Regions from separate parts of the Homo sapiens genome. Here region 1 is linked to region 2. A link is an interaction called in ENCODE POLR2A ChIA-PET data of the cell type or tissue named here. Cell type or tissue: Panc1. All regions are shown on one strand. Each heading gives the region's core, and the rest is flanking DNA. Links, peaks and the distances in the headings are about the cores only.

Evidence for each region. Peaks named below come from ENCODE experiments on the same cell type or tissue, not always from the same donor. Only the 100,000 strongest peaks of a DNase experiment are listed, where the experiment ranks them.
Region 1: POLR2A ChIA-PET joins it to region 2 with 6 read pairs; 2 of 35 experiments call an interaction of 5 or more read pairs at or near these places.

The regions. Positions count from the first base shown.
Region 1 is chr15:95,260,864-95,269,129 of GRCh38, forward strand. No RefSeq gene overlaps it. Among named protein-coding and RNA genes, the nearest start is that of LETR1, 62 kb to the right of the region's middle. In Panc1, for the core only: no CTCF peak of the experiment used is centred there; no DNase peak of the experiment used is centred there; H3K27ac peaks cover 1,102 bases.
Region 2 is chr15:96,284,955-96,293,220 of GRCh38, forward strand. It overlaps NR2F2-AS1 (NR2F2 antisense RNA 1), which reads right to left. Exons shown (of 5, transcript NR_125738.1): 2 at 5,676-5,829. Among named protein-coding and RNA genes, the nearest start is that of NR2F2-AS1, 38 kb to the right of the region's middle. In Panc1, for the core only: no CTCF peak of the experiment used is centred there; no DNase peak of the experiment used is centred there.

The DNA of each region.
Region 1 (8,266 bases), core at 2,087-7,086, 1.0 Mb before region 2:
ACTCCATTGGGAAGATTAAGTGAGCACCTGACACACAGAAGATTCAGTTGACCCTTCTTTTCCTCTAAAATTGAGTTTTCAATCTATGAAAATCAACCCGGGATTTGGCTATTAACATTTTTTTCTTTAACTTTACTATTTTCTGCCTTTTTTTTTGAAGGTAAGGTTTTGCTCTGTCACTCAAGCTGAAGTGCAGTGATGCAATCATAGCTCACTGCAGCAGCCTCGAATTACGGAGCCCAAACAATTCTTCTATCTCAGCCTCCCAAGTACCTCAAACTAGAGGCACACGCCAATACACACAGCGAATTTACTTTATTTTATTTTTGTAGAGATGGGGGTCTCATTATGTTACCCAGGCTGGTCTTGAACTGCTGGCCTCAAGTGATCTTCTAACTTCAGACTCCCAAAGTACTGGGATTACTGGCATGAGCCGCCTTGGCTACCTTTGCTAATATTTTATTACTTCTGAATAAACCGTGGAGAAAGAAATAAATCTTAAGCCATCCTATATATTTACTCATTAGTTGCTTTGTTTAATGGCTTTGAAGAGGAGAAAGTTGAAAGAGCTAAAATAATCATTTGAGATTTCTGATGAGATTCCAAGACTTACCTTGGACACTGTTTTATCAAGGCTAACTAAAGAAGGGGAATTTATTCTAGAAAAAATAATAAAGAACTATCTCATTAAAAATACCCCCCAAACAGCTAATTTCCAACCACACATCTGTTAATATTGTCTCCTGAACACTCACAGCTGGATGGAGTTAGTGACAGGTATTTGAGGTGTCGTAATAGGACACATTGTCTGTATTTCTTTGATGACTTAAGGAGCAATATTCTGCATTGCTCATTTTTTCTCTGGCCTTTACACTATTCTTTTGCAAATGCTGTAATGTGATATTCTGAATTTTGGCACAAATTCGTTAGAAGGCAAAACTATCCTGAGTATCAACTGCTTGGTTACCAAGTTGGATGTAATCCCTTCCGAGGAAAATCAGTTATAGAATTATGATATTGGGTTTATTTCCTGACAGGGTAGAGATTTAGCATGGCAGACAAGAGGGAAGGCTATCCTCAAATCTGATGTCCTGGTTTTGCCCAGGCCTGACCAAGACATTTAAATTCTTCACACATCGAAGAGACTCCTGGGTTCCGGGCCCCTCTATAAGGTCTGGGGTGGGCATGGGGCAGGGGAGGGTAAACATGCAGCTCAATGTGAACAGCGTGGGAGGGAAAATTGGCTTGCATACAGGGAGCTAATATCCAGAGAGTTTTTGACAGCTTCTCCCAAGATCTTCTTTCCTGCCCTTCCAGATGGCCTTCCTCAGACAGTTTTCCTCTCTGGGGTCTGTCATTCAATTTTCAAAGGAAATAGCGACATTCCAACGACTAAACTAAAGAGAAGTATTTACTTGTTATTCCAGACCTACTTCAAAGGACATACAGATTTAATAAAATATAAGCAACTTCGTTATTTACTCCTCACCCCTAAACCAACTTCATTGTTTTACTCAGTAGTCCAGATAATTTCCTTACTATTCAGTTTATATTCCAGAACATCACATTTTATCGGTTTCAGCTTCCAAATATTCGGCATGATGTGCCCCTACCCCAATTAATATTATAAGCTTCTGTAGAAACCTAGCAAGAGGAATGTTGAATTAATATGAATGTATCTGATTTATTAAAATTTCATCTTGAATAGAGATGGAAAGAATAGGCAGAGAAAGGGAGATAAGTCTCCTCCTGATGCAGACTCATTGCCAACACCAAAAAGGGTGAGAACCTCAGGACTGGCTCAGAACCTCAGGACAAATATACCAGCCCCGGTCAGAGCTGGCTCTGCATAGACTGGAAGTTAGAGAAGGTGAGGGTCTCATTTTCAGGGTGCACTGGATAAATTAGATATAACAACTCAGTGAAATGGGAGCTGCTTGCTTTTAAGGACACAGATCTTCCCGTTCCTTCTGGGTTTCTTAATTTTTATAGCCATAATCAAGGACGATAAAATTGTTTTTTCTTGTTAAGCATTAATGTAAAAGCTGAATAGTTAGTGTACATTATCACTGCTCTTTTTTTAAGCGTTGTAGCCACATTCACAAATATCAAAGTCCTTTGCAAGATGAAAACAACCTCAGACATGTAGGAGTGGAGTATTGCCAACATCTAGGAGAAAAAATAAAATGTCTTTCATTCTTTCATTCCATCTTGGGCCAAATTTCTTTGGAGAGGGACTTTTACTGGAATGTGGTAAAAATATAAAAAGTCTGAATGTCGCCCATAAGTGCCTTTCATTGGTATCCCTGTAAAACGAGAGACAGAGAGAGAGAATCCTAACATTTAAAGGGTTTGGGGATGAAGCCCTTCCCTTATCTTTTAATCTTTTATCCTTATAAGCATTTCCAATCTGCAAAGGAAAGGGATGAATCCTAGAAATGATTCTCATGATGAACCTCGAGGTTAAAAAGTGGTTTTCTGTGGCTCAATTCTGTTGAATCTTATCCAGGCTTATTCATATCTGCAGTATAAGGCAAGAGAAAGAGTTTAGAAAAATGAAAGATTATCAGGAAGAAACAAAGCTTGCATTCTTAGGAAGTTTATCATCAGAGCAGAATTTTCTGATACTGGGTACGTATTTCCTATGTCAGCCTTGCTCTGGAATCTTCACTTAATAATAGACCCACAGGAAGTGTCCCTTGTCAAGCTATGGTAAAGAGTTAATTGCTTTTAAATCATCTTAAACTGAGGCATCCTGGATTTCAGTTAGGTAGCTATCAAATTTTTGAAAAATACTTCAAAAGAACAACCAATGCTTTACTCTTCTGACTATCTCACTTTTCAATTTTTGATATTTTATTTTATTATTTTATTTTTTGTGTGTACAAACATGCCTTTGAAATATAGACCACAGCAGGGTCTGTCAACCTCAGCACTCTTGATATTTAGGGCCAGATAAGCCCTTGTTGTGGGAGACTGTCCTGTGCATGATAAGATGTTTATCAGCATCCCTGACCTCTACCCACCAGATGCCAGTACTAACTTTCTCCTTCCCCATTTATGAAAATTGCAACTATTTGCAGACAGTGCCAAATGTCCCTGAGGGCAAAATCACCCTTAGTTGAGAACCACTTCACTGCTTTTTAGCTTAGTCCATGCTGAAACATTCTGTGACCAAGGGTCATTCTGTGAAAATTTGTATAACAACTCTTTGGTTTTAATATAATAATAACAATTATAATTATAATTATTTATTATTATCGGTATTGTTGGAACTAAGTTTGAGATCTATCCATAATAGCAAATGCTTTAGTATTTATTGGAGTCAGTCAGCTTCTAAACGTATCTCAATTGGTTATGAGCCAATTTGCCACCTAATTTTGGACAAGTTATTCACCTCTCTATTACAGAGTTGTCTCATCAGTAAAACAATTATACTACTCATAATTCTGACAAGTAAGAACAACTAATCCAAACAATAGGCTACATGTTGCATCTATGTGAAGGGACTACAAGAAGCAAAACTGTACAAAATAGCAACTTAAAAAGCATAGGAGGTTACATAAATATTAAATATTAAGCATTACTGGAATAATGTACAATTGTACTTCTCTCCTAAAAGGGTTAAAGTATGCCCTTAATACCAAGAAGAAACTTGGAAAATGGGAACATAACTACATAATATTCATCTGAAGAAATATCTATTATTCAATGTGTACATATTTCTAAATTCGGTTTCAAAAAAATTACACTCTTCAAAATAACCCCAGATAAACAGATATGTATGCAATCTAATGTGAAGGAGATTTTCAAAATGACATTTCATGAAAAGACAGAACACAGGATTAAAGCGCATGTGGAAGGATCCATTTTGCAGAGGTCAGATGTGTTGTGAGAAACAGTAAAATCAGGTAATAAAAGTAAGGACGGGGTAACACAGAGGTTGGCTTAACAAAAATAACAGAAGCTGATTCGAAGCTGGTCCTAATACTGTACCTAATTCATTCAAGTGTGCCTGGGCCCAAGCCCAGCCCAGAACAGAGTGCTCCGATGTTTAATGTGTGGTACAGCAAGTAGGGCAGAAGTTGGGAACAGAACACCAACCTTACGTCTTTGTGTTTATTAAGCTGTATCGCATGACGTTCACCTCCCTAAACGGTGTGCTTGGTGTGTCATGGGATACTGTGATGTGTAAAAGAAGGTAGCAGAGGTAGATTCAATCACTCCCACCAACAAAGACTTCTTTCTTAAGCCCTTTGAAAGGGTCTTTGGACACAGTTTCCTTGTGTAACAATCACTAAATCCTATTCTCTCGGAATGGTGATACGCCTTTGCTCCCAGCTACCCTTTGAGTCACTTCTCCTCTTTCACTGTGTGGTAGGTGACCTATTTTACAGGACTTTCACCAAATGTTGCCCCAGTTACCTCCAAATTTAATTCTAACAAGAGCAAGGCCATCTTGTGGGAATCAAAGTACTTATCAGGAAGCCTTGTGCAGGGGTATGCCTGCTTACGAAAGACTGGTAGCTATGTCTGTTTTCACGTCCTCTAAATTAATCCTGTGCTTTAAAAAACTCTTTCATTGAAAATAAAGGCTGTAAAAATAAAATAAAACTGCTGTAACAGGCAAGCCTTGATTTCTGAACAGAGCTTGACAGCCTCTACAAGGTAGGACCACTAGCTTGGAACTTAGTGAAGGCACAGCACAAAAATGCATTAACGTCAGCTCTGACTTCCTGTCACAAGAACTGAAATCACTTTGTGGCCCATATGTGCTGTTTCTGTGGGGTGGCTGAAAGGTGAGGTCATCTACTACCTGTAATTTCTTCATAAAAGCAAATAGTTTTTACCTATTAAAACAAACTAACATCGTTTTTGAGTGGAGAGTTGAGAACATTTGTTGATCAAATCAATATTTGCTTTTATTGATGAGTCACTGTTACAGTTGCTTAGAATTCCAAATCAAAGTTTAAAAACAAAATACCAAATATTCTGCTGTTGATTTGGGAATTAATAAAAATTAACATGAAGACTTTTAGTTCGTTTATATAATAATGACAAAACCCCAAATATATCTCCATCACAACTATTTTATTTTCTTCCCTTGTGTAGAAACTGAACAGGTTTAAGAAACTAACAAGCTCTCCTTGGCCTCTGTCTTGCCTGTGATTGGCATTTGAGGAGCCAGGTGAGCACTCATGGTGAGACAAATCTATCATTTCTCCCGGATAAAGCAACCCAAGTGTAGCTCTATGGATACGTCAGTAGTCCATAAGATTTATGTTCCCTCAAAATATCATCTTAAAGCAAGGGAATTTGTTGTTGATACACCAATAAACTTTCTTCTTATTTCAATTGAATCCGTCACCCTGGGTGTATTGATTTCAGTTTTCTTGCCTCAGCATGTTTTTTCTTTCCTTTTTGAAGTAATCCCCCTTGAAATTTGTAGTAAAAATGGAATCCATCTCGCTCCTTCCTTGGATCCACTGGTCTTGGAACTGAATTCTGCTTGCATGCAGACGTCCCAGGGCGTCAGAATTTGAACTTCTGTTTCTGGGCTGGGAACTGGATCAGTCGTATCCTAAACTAATAAATGATTTGGGGTTTGAGGAATCTTTTCTTTTTCTCTTTAAACTAATCTCAGAACAATACTGAATCGTAAGGTCGTTGTCAACAGCTTGCTCAATTTGTCCTTTTAAAGAACCTTTCCTTCCTGGCTTGGCCAGCTGCAGCCTCTTGACTCGAATGTGCTGTCTTGGATCTGCTCTGGAATTCAGTCTGGCCTCACATCTCAGCTGACTTTATAATTCAAATGTAATTGCTGATGCACATTCAAAAATCTTCAGGAAACTATAAATGCTTATTTTAGCTTATAAAAGTGGTGATATTTATATTTGAAGAATGTTAACATGACTACTAGAAAAATGCAAATTTATCATCCTCTACCATCTAGGACTCTGTTAGCAGGTCTCATCTGGGGATAAAGGTTTGAAGAGAGTTTTGTCTATTTATCTTGGATCTTAAAAAGCACAAAGTGCCAAAACAGGGTGTGCAACATAGTCGGTAAAAATAGGAGTCCGAAGTATGTTTTAATCCAAGACTTAGCGTTGACTAATAAAACAACCATCCTCGTTATTTTCTCCCTCATCCTTAAATAGCTATAAGATCTGACAGTATGTCCCAACCATCATTGGCCTCTAGTGAGAATGAGCTACTATGGGCCACAGCCCACCATCCCTGGGAGTTCACATCACAGATTCTGGAATCATCTTTACAGCTCAGGGATTAGCATCTTGAGTTTGGACTCTGGTTCATGGATGTTGCCTCCTGCCTCTCACCACCCCATATCTTCCTCTTGCCTGCTGCCTGATGTTTGTCTTCATGCACACCTTGTGGTAACCCTTGGGTTGCAGGATTAAGACCAAGTGCCTAAGCATAGACCTCAAGGCTCCTGACTACTCTACCCCTTCCTTGAAGGCACTCTGTGTCTTGGCCACTCAGAGCTACCTAACTTGCCTTGTGTCGATTTTCTCCTCTCACAACTGTAAGTCTTTCCACTGTTACACTTCCAGCTGCTTTAAATTCCCTTCCCCTTTTCTCAACCTGATACAGGATCCATATCCCTTAGTTTCTATAACTAGCTTTAGTTTCTATCACTAACTTAGTTCTATAACTAGCTTTTCACTGCAATAAGCCCTTTCAGTCTATGCGACAGAGAGAGGAGCTGTCCTCTCATTGCTCCCTGGGTCCCTTTACGTAGCTTTCACCACGCTGTGGTTATTGATTTACTCCTCTGTGTTTCCACATCCACCTCCAGGAGGCTGTGATCTTCCTAACCAGAATCCTGTTAGTTTTTGTCTCCCATCCCCTATTGCTCAATAAATGTGGGAGGAAGGAGGACAGAGAGAGGAAGTGGAGAGCCCTGGAGGTCTCACAACTTCTATTTGGAATTAACAGATCCACACAGGGCATCTTGACTCTTCTCATCCCCATGCCCTACACACCATACCTGGCCCCACCCCCACGTCTTCCTGGCTTCTGCATTTTACACACCACTCTGTTGAAGCCATATAGCTGCAGATCTACCTTAGGTCCTGTGTTTTCCCCTCCATGGCCAGGCCCTAGCTCATCGGTCCTCCAGGCCCAGCCCAACATGTATGTGCCACTCCATCATTCCCCAGTCTTGGGTCCTCTCTTCCTGGGCTATGGCCACAAGAACTTCTGGCAATTACTCAAGAAGTCTCTGCACGCACTTCCCACCTCATGACCTCGTATGCACATGGTGGCCACTATGTTCTTCCTCCATGCCTCCCTTAGCTAGATCCTCCTCAGCCACGGGATCTCAGTGTATAAATCACTTCCCCAGAGAATTTTTTTTTTTTTACTTCTCTGTCTGAAGCATTGACCTCCTTCTATCTCTCCTTGTTAATTCTATAGCAGCCCTTTTGTGGACTTCTTGGCAGACCACAATTTTATATCAATACTCTGGAGGGTTTTTTTTGTTTGTTTTTTTTTTTTTTGTTTGTTTGTTGTTTTCAGAGTCTCACTCTGTTGCCCAGGCTGGAGTGCAGTGGTGTGATCTCAGCTCACTGCAGCCTTCCACCTCCCAGGCTCAAGTGAATCTCTCGCCTGAGCCTCCCACGTAGCTGGGACTACAGGTGCATGCCACCACATCTGGCTAATTTTTAAAATCTTTCTGTCTCACTGTGTCACCCAGTCTGGTCTCTGCAGTCTCTGCAATTGCCTCAAGCAATCCTCCTGCCTTCCAAAGTGCTGGGATTACAGGCATGAGCCACTGCGCCTGGCTGTGAGATGCCACTTTTTAAATTGCCATGATCGAGCTATCTGAAGCAACAGTCCTTGTTTGTTCCCTGTTTGAAACTTTTCCAATTGGTTTTACTTTTTATTCTTTTGGTGAAGCATTACTATTTTAATTATCAAAAATCATAATGTGGTTATAGAATCATATCCGAAATGGGCAGGGAATACCAAAGAAAGTGAATTTGTATGTGACAAGATTTCTTATGGACCGCTGAGGAAGGGCATCACGTCTGTCTGCAGGGTTTTACTGTATGGATCCTGTGTAAATAGATCTGGTTGTACTTCATTTGCAGCTGTTGGTGCTTAACAAAACTAAGATGCTCTTGAGAGCACCAGATGGTCCAATCATGGAAGTTTAAAGAGTGGGTCTCCTTTGGGGGTTTTAGTGCCCATTAGAAGTTTACCTAACCCCCTTTCGTATGTGGAATTTTTATCACTATAACAC
Region 2 (8,266 bases), core at 1,101-6,100:
CTCTTTTGTTCCTTGGTCAGTCTCTCCTTATATCCTTTCTCTCTCTCTCTCTCTCTCTCTCTCACTTTTTCTCTCTCTCTCTCTCTGCAAATTCAGAATTCTCCCCTTCTTTTGCGGCCATGGAAGCTGGAGAAAACAGATCTTCCATCCAGATAGCCAGGGCTCTCTCTCTATCTATAAAAGGCCTCTGTTTTCTCTCTTTTGGCATAAAGAAACTCAATTCCTTTGTTTTTAACTGCTCCCATTTCTCTGTTCTGTACTGACTTGATTCCTCCTTCCTGAATGATCTTTGAGTCTTCTGTGTACTTTTTAGGTTGTAAAACAAAGAACAAGACACCCTACCCCAGCGATGATCTTGGCTATAACATTACCCTCATCTGGAAAGCGCTGTTATTTTTGGCCACCTTCGGATCTTCGTGTAGCTGTTCCACCCCTCTGCTGCAGGAGCTCCGACTCACTTCCCCAGGCAGTCCAGGGGGTCTGTAGACAGCAGCTGCATGAGGAGCTTGAGTGGGAAGACAGCAAGCCGGGTGGTCAGAAGAATCTCTGTGAGGATGCGGCTTCAAATGAAGCAGTGTGGGCGGGAATGCATGAACCCTGTGGCCTGGAGGCTGCCTGGCTCGCCTTACCCAGAGAAGGAGTGACTCATAGAATGGTCGCTGAGCAGCTGATCAAGTATGGAGGCTGAGGGAGACCCAGAAACTGGACCGGAAATCTTCCCCCACCCCCAATGTGAAAGGACGTCTGTTCCATCTGCGTTGCCCCTCAGAGGTGGCCTGACCACTGCCTGAGAGTGTCACCCTGGGGCAAGCCTAGGTGGGCACGCGTCGACCGCTTCACACCCTTGCTCAAACACACAGCATCGTGCATGAGCACAGAGCTGCTTGACAGAAAGAGGAAGAAGCCAGCCCCCAGGAATGGCAAACACGTTGCGAAAAGGACCGCGTGCAGGGTTGGCCGGGTGCACTGGCAGCAGCCAGGCAATATCATCTCAGGTCAAGGAGAAAGCCCCATGGCCAAAAATAGCCGCGCTGCCCAGTTGCCACAGTGTCTAAAATTACACCATTGGAGATTTATTCCTTTGCGCACCTCACCTTTGCTGGGGGCGGGTCCGGGGAGGACCCACGAAATGTCTTCACATTAAGGTGCAAAAGGCCTGGCAGCTCCACAGAGTTATTTGGGGGCGGGAAAGGAGGGAGGTGTTGAAAGGGCAGGAACAAGGAGAGGAAGTGCTGGGAAGGGACAGCGCTGGGCAGCTTCTCCTATTTCAGAGTTTCACCCTGAAGGAGCCTAGCTGGCAGCTACATCATAAAACTGAGGCCTAAGCAATTTGCCAGTAAATTTGAACCATGCATGTAAACAATTCTAATAATTTATTCCTTGAAATGTTTCCTATCATATATTATTATGCAGAGCTGCACATGCTCTATTTCAAATTGCCTAAACGAAAAAAAAAACGTACATTAAGGGACAATTAAAAAGAATAACAAGAGGCAACATGAGGAAACAGTGTATGCATATGCCAGTCAGGCTGGAACACAGAGGGAAGCCGAAGGCAGCCAGGCAGCCCGTTGCAACCAAAGGCTTGATTTCTGGGGCAAGATTCCCTCGGAAATTCAGGCAAGGACTGTCTTTATACGTAGAAGTTTCGGTAACTTGACCCCAGCAGATTAAGCAGTAAACAAAATAAAAGCAGACAATCACTATTCGAAAGCCACATCCAGTCCGCTGCATCAATACACAACAGCTCCACTGTAAAAGTTCCTAAGACATAGATAAGAATTTCAGAAAGGTATGTCCACCCTGCTTGAGCCACCTCCGGGACAGAAAGCTAAGTCCCATGGATGCCCTGGTGGGCTTTAGGCAGGGGCAGGGATAAACTAGGGAATGGAAGGAAGCAGAACATGAGGAAGGGAACGAGGGAAAAATGAAAGAGCAGAGCCTGACACTGGGAACAGCTGGTTCCCTCAAGAATAACCACACCTCTACACCATTTGGCAGTTTAAAAAGAACTTCCACGTTAACTTTGCCTTCAAACCTCCAACTCCCATGAAGGAAGAAAGTTTACTCTCATTTTTATAAAGGAGGGTTCTGTGGATGAGAGCAATTAGGTAACTTGCCCAAGGACACACAGCTGGTAAGCTGGGGACCATGGTCAGGTCTTGAAACCCAGTCTAACTAACTACAGCCCCTGCTTTGTTTATTCCCACAGTGTTGGGAGTTACAGAACACGGGGATTCAAGAAATGATCCCCCTGAATCCACTGAGTAAATTCCTGGTGATTTTAGTAACTAAGGCTTTCCTTCTCAACCTTAATTCATTTATGCACTCAACAAATAATGATTGAGCCTCAACAACTACTGGGCATTGTTTCGGAGCTGGAGTTCACCTTCATGGAGATTTCACATAAGGGGCTCCTTGACAGCTGATGGCAACTGTCCTCTTTTCAGAGAGCCACTCCCTGACTGTGCAATGCAAATCGGCTCCAGCCACCTTTCAATCTTCCCGTAATACTTAATACCATCTGAAACCATGAGGTTCATAGATTTATTCACTATATTACTGCTTATCTCCTTCTCTAGAAAAGTAAGTCCTTCAGAAAAATGACCCAGTCTTATGTGAAGCTGACTCTCCAAAATTAGAACAGTTCTTGCACATAATAGATGCTCAATAAATATTTGTCCAATAAATGACACTGAATGCCAAGGAAAGCTTTTTACCAGTGCCTACTATGTTCATAAAATAGTGTGAGACTAATTACATAAATCATTTCATTAAATCAAGATTATATATGCCAAAATAGAAAATATATGAAGAAAATAGGGTTTTAATATTAGTGAAGAAACTGCTTGGAAGAAATAAGGGTCCATTTGTAATGCTTCTATCCTGTGCCACTTAATGCAAGAACAAGGGCTATTTTGTGACATTAAAAAGCAACAAATTTAAAACCAAGAAAAGGAAATACTTTTTAAAGCAGCGTATAATCTACCTGTGGAATTCAGTGCCGCAGGATATTATTGAGGCAAATAGTCTAGCAAGATTCAAGAAAGGATTAGACATTTATATGAATAGGAATAATATTGGTAGTTACACTAACTAAGTTAAAAAGTTACAAGGCATGTCCGTCCTGGGCTCCAGGGCATAGCTGTTCACCAGCTGGAGTGAGGAAGGAATTTCCCCCTGGGATAGAGCATTGCAGAACTGGCCAGATGCACGATGGCTCGTATTTTTGCCGTCTTCTGTAACATAGGCAGGGACCACTGCCAAGGGGAAGTTTCTAGAGTAGATGGACCAATGACCTCTAAACATGGTGTTTCTGTCTTCTCCTTGAACAGTCCTGAATAGGACATGGAGGTTGCATGTAAAGTCTTTTGGGATTCGTACCTGAGAATTTTTCAATTTCAAAAAACAGAAATTGACAGGTAAAAATAACTTGCCTCTTCCTAATGACAAAAATATTACATGGAATGAAATCATGCCCTGCCTGTAATCTCATTAGCAGCATAGCCAATAGTGCCAGGAGGCTGCCTGAATGCTTCCAAACCTCAACACATCGGAGTCTTTGTAGAATCTCATACAAGGACATCATCTACCCATGTTTTACATCCATCTATCACTGTGCCTTATGTGCTTGTGCTTAACACAGGTGTTTAACGAAAATGCATTTCTGCAGATGTGAACAAAGCCTCTCATTATGCTGTCCACTCACCTAGCAAAGCTTCTCTCTTTATTACATAGTCAATTACACTGCCAGGCACAACCTTTGATTCTTGGTGATGTATGCCATGCATTTTTTTCATTCTAACATGAAAAATCCAAAAGGTAGTTGTTAGCCATGCAACCAAATACAAGTGTTCACAATGGTATGGTATCATATTAATGAAAACATTGAAACTAAATTATGCATTATACTTGCTTACTTTACCGACCTCAGTTTTCCAGGTGTAGACAACACTCTGAAGAAACTGCATCAGTATTTAAATTATTAGAGATACAGGCCAGGTGCGGTGGCTCATGCTGGGAATCCTAGCACTTTGGGAGGCCCAGGCAGGTGGACCACTTGAGGTCAGGAATTCAAGATGACCAGCCTAGCCAGCATAGTGAAATCTCCATCTCTACTAAAAATACAAAAATTAGCTGGGCATGATGGCGTGTGCCTGTAGTCCCAGATACTCTGGAGGCTGAGGAAGGAGAATGGCTTGATCCTGGGAGGCAGAGGTTGCAGTAAGCCAAGATCGTGCCACTACACTCCAGCCTGGGTGACAGAGCGAGACTCTGTCTCAAAAAAAAAAAAAAAAAATTATTAGAAAAAGGAAAGTCCTCTCTCTGAGGTATAAAGAACATTCTGGAAGCCAAAACAGAAAGGGAAATTTTAGTTTAAATCTTAAACCAGCAATAAACCTAAAATTTTCAAAGTTTCCTGAAAAAAAGATAAAATTAAAATATATACAGCAAAATGTTGAATAATGTTAATATATGTGTTTTTCTGGAGAGAGAGAGAAAGAGAAACCATAGATTCCATTAATATCTTCAGCTATGTTCTCACACAATATAAGTTAAGAAAGTTAAGGAACACTAACCTAGGACCCAGTCCAAAAGAAAATTCTCACCTAAGTCTGGACAAAGTCCTTTCAAAGTCCTTTGCAACTACATGTAAGACTTGTTCCCTTGAACTCCTTAAATTAGCAGAATAATATCAATTAGATTCTTTTGGTCAAAAATCATTCATATAGGGTCTAATCCCCATCCAGAGAAAAAAAAACCTTAAAACATTTAAGTGTTGAAGGCTACCTGTCATTTTATTAACTGGTTGCAAATACGCTTTTTTAGGTTTGGCCGTTTTCTCAGTCTAAGCTTTCCTATTTTCTCATGTGGTTATTATAAGAGAAGAGCTTCTCTGATTTTTGTTTGCTGGTGTGGGTTTTTTTTTTTTTTTTTGGTTGTTAATGTTTGTTTTTTACTTATAACCACATATTATGAGGAATGATAAGGTATTATAAATTAATAGTGTAAGCTCTGTAATCAATTAGGATGGGTTGAAATCTCACACTAGACTCCAAATAAACCAATTAGTCTCCCCAGGCCTCTCTTTTTTAATCTATAAAATGGAGATATAATAATATCCACCACACAAAGTCTGTGTACAAAATAAATGAGACAATGCCTGTAAAACATGTGGCATTGTGCTTGTCATATATTAAGTAGACAATAAATATTACCTATTAGTATGACTACGTATATTTTGCCTATGTATTTATAAGCATTAAGAGTGCATATCCTGTTTCCTTATTATCACATAGTTCTCATACATTTTTATGGGCCCTTGATGCACACTGCAAATGAATTTCCAAAAGGATTTTGCTAATATATCCTATCAGCAATATGACAGTGTCAGTTTTACCACTCCTTGGTTAAAAATGGGAATTACTATTAACCAGGAATAAAAGAAAAAGACCAAAAAAAACAAAAAAAGCGGGGAAAAAAAGGAAGGCAAGAAAGAAAAGATAATTTAATTTTTTTTAAATGTGTACATGTAAGCTTTTGCGTTTCTATATCTAGGAAAAGAAATCTGTGAATGTTCAGATTTCCATTCGACATCAGCCAGTTTCTTTCCAAACACTTTCTCAAAGTGTCGTACTTCATCTTTCAAAAAGCCTCATCCTACAGTCACACACCTTGTAGTTTTCCGGCTGAGGGACTCACAGAAGGGAACCGTGGTTTCCTGGTTCTCTGCCAGATGTCCAGTGGTCCCACGAAGGCCAGAGATTCAACTGCCTGCCACTCTTGTGAAGATGTTGCATACAGGACGATTCCCAGAGGAACTGGGACCTGGTGAGGCCAACACACAGATATTTTCTTGTAAGGTAGGATAAGGCAGAGTGACACAGCCCGCATCTGACCACAAGTCATGGGAGGTGTAACCCAAGGTGGCTTATCACCTGAGCTCTGAAAGGGATAATCTGGGAGGAACAGTTGGTTTGTGCAGCTTTTCAAGAGACTTAAATAATACCTGGTTTTGTGGGAAGAGAAGGAACAAAAGAAAAGAAAGCAAAACCCTGGGCACGATGGCTCACACCTGGAATCCCAGCACTTTGGGAGGCCAGGGCAGGCAGATCACGAGGTCAGGAGTTCAAGATCAGCCCAGCCAACATGGTGAAACCCCGTCCCTACTAAAAAAACAAAACATTAGCCAGGCGTGGTGTCGGGTGCCTGTAACCCCAGCTACTTGGGAGGATGAGGCAGGAGAATTGCTTTAACTGGGGAGGCGGAAGGTTGCAATGAGCCGAGATTGCACCACTGCGCTCCAGCCTGGATGACAGAGCAAGACTCCCTCTGTCTAAAAAAAAAAAAAAAAAAAAAAGAAGAAGAAGAAGAAAAGAAAAAGAAAGCAAGAAAACACTTTAGTTGTGGGTACTGGATTTACTGCATGTCAGAGTGGGGAGATTGACAGTGTTGACTTGGAAATATTCTAATTCTAGGCAACCAAATGGAGGCTTTTCCTCACCTTCTCCACACCAATGTCTGGCTGGCCCCCTCTTTCTTTTAAAACAGTTCCTGGGGAGGCCCCAAAATTCATCTGATGTCTGTATGAGCACTGTTCTAATAAGAAAACAGTGACCTCCCTGTTTTTTGTTTTTTTTTACTTTTTTATTTTCTGGTTTTTGTTTTTTGTTTTTTTGAGATGGAGTTTCCCTCTGTTGCCCAAGCTGGAGTTCAGTGGCATGATCTCAGCTCACTGCAACCTCCGCGTCTTGGGTGCAGGCAATTCTGCCTGAGCCTCCCGAGTAGCTGGGACTACAGGCGCGCACCACCACCACGCCCGGCTAATTTTTTGTATTTTTAGTAGAGATGGGGTTTCACCATGTTGGCCAGGATGGTCTCGATCTCTTGACCTCGTGATCCACCCGCCTCAGCCTCCCAAAGCCTCCCTGCTTATTCACACAAATCCCTGAATAAGAACTCTCTTCCAGGTGGACATGATTTATAGGGCTGATTCAACGGCTTCTCCTACCTTAATTACCATGAAGGACTCACATTAAAATGCTTAGAAAAGATGAGAGTTGGGCTCTTTTGACTTTTGCTGGTGGTGTGGATTACCTGCTATATTCCTGAATCTGGCGCTTGCTAAAGAGGTTGAGAGGATTTGCACTCCAAGATGGGGACCACTGGCATGACCTTTTTCCTTGGCTCTGTGGTCAAGCCACCCCCTGCTCCACTTACTACCTGAGTGACACCAGGCAATCATTTCACCTCTCTAGACCTCTGCCACCTAATTCAGTACGTGGAGATAGTCACACCTGCCTTGCAGAGTTATTGTGAGGGAAGCACCAGCTTCTGGTACATGGGAGATTTTATTTATACATGAACACATATATGCTTGCATACACACAGATGTGTACCGCAGTTTTTGAAAATCATCTCCATTTTTATAGCTCACAAGGTGATTTTTGAAAAGTCAATCAAGAAAAGAAGAAAAAAACCATTTTCCTCTCCAACAAGAAAAAGCAATTAAACGTCAAATATTAACTGTTCCCTGGGAGAAAATTTTTTTAATGGGTTAAAGGCTTGGCCATTATAGACCTCCAATATGTAATTTCTAAGAAAGGACCAGGTAATATATTTTTTTAAATTAAGTGGAAGACAAAATGCTGGAACCAGTGAATCCATTCAGAAAGCGCTTTTTTATCCATTTTCCGTAGCTTCCCAATTGCATCATGCCTTTTAAGAGGCCCAATTTGTTTAACAGCATTTTATTTTAAACCTTCACTTGTGAAAAGCATTGATTTATGATAGGGCTGATTAAAGCAATGGTGTCTTAAGCAATAATGATTTCAATTATAGGACTTTCACCAACGTGCATTATTCTGATTTGCTCTCCATTCTTGCCACATTTTTATTCACAAAGAAAGGGGTAGGGATAGGTGATGTAATTTTGAAAAGTCCCTGGACAAATTTAATATCAGAAAGGAATGTATAGACAGATGGACTGATGTACCTTTTTTGATTATGTGAATGTATTGTATTTTAATAAGCTCTGACAAACTCTTCAACAGCTCCCTGATGAGCTCCTACTTGGTATCATTAGGGTTATTTAGTGCTTAGATTCGGCTCAATTCCCACTGGAGCCACACTGAGGTTGTAGAAATGTGCACACTACAGATTCACTCGAAGCCTAGCACTTAGAGTCTTATCTTTTTGTGAAGCTGGAGAAAACAATTAAGCTCACACTTAGATCTTTAACTTGTTCAAAGTCAACAGCCATAGA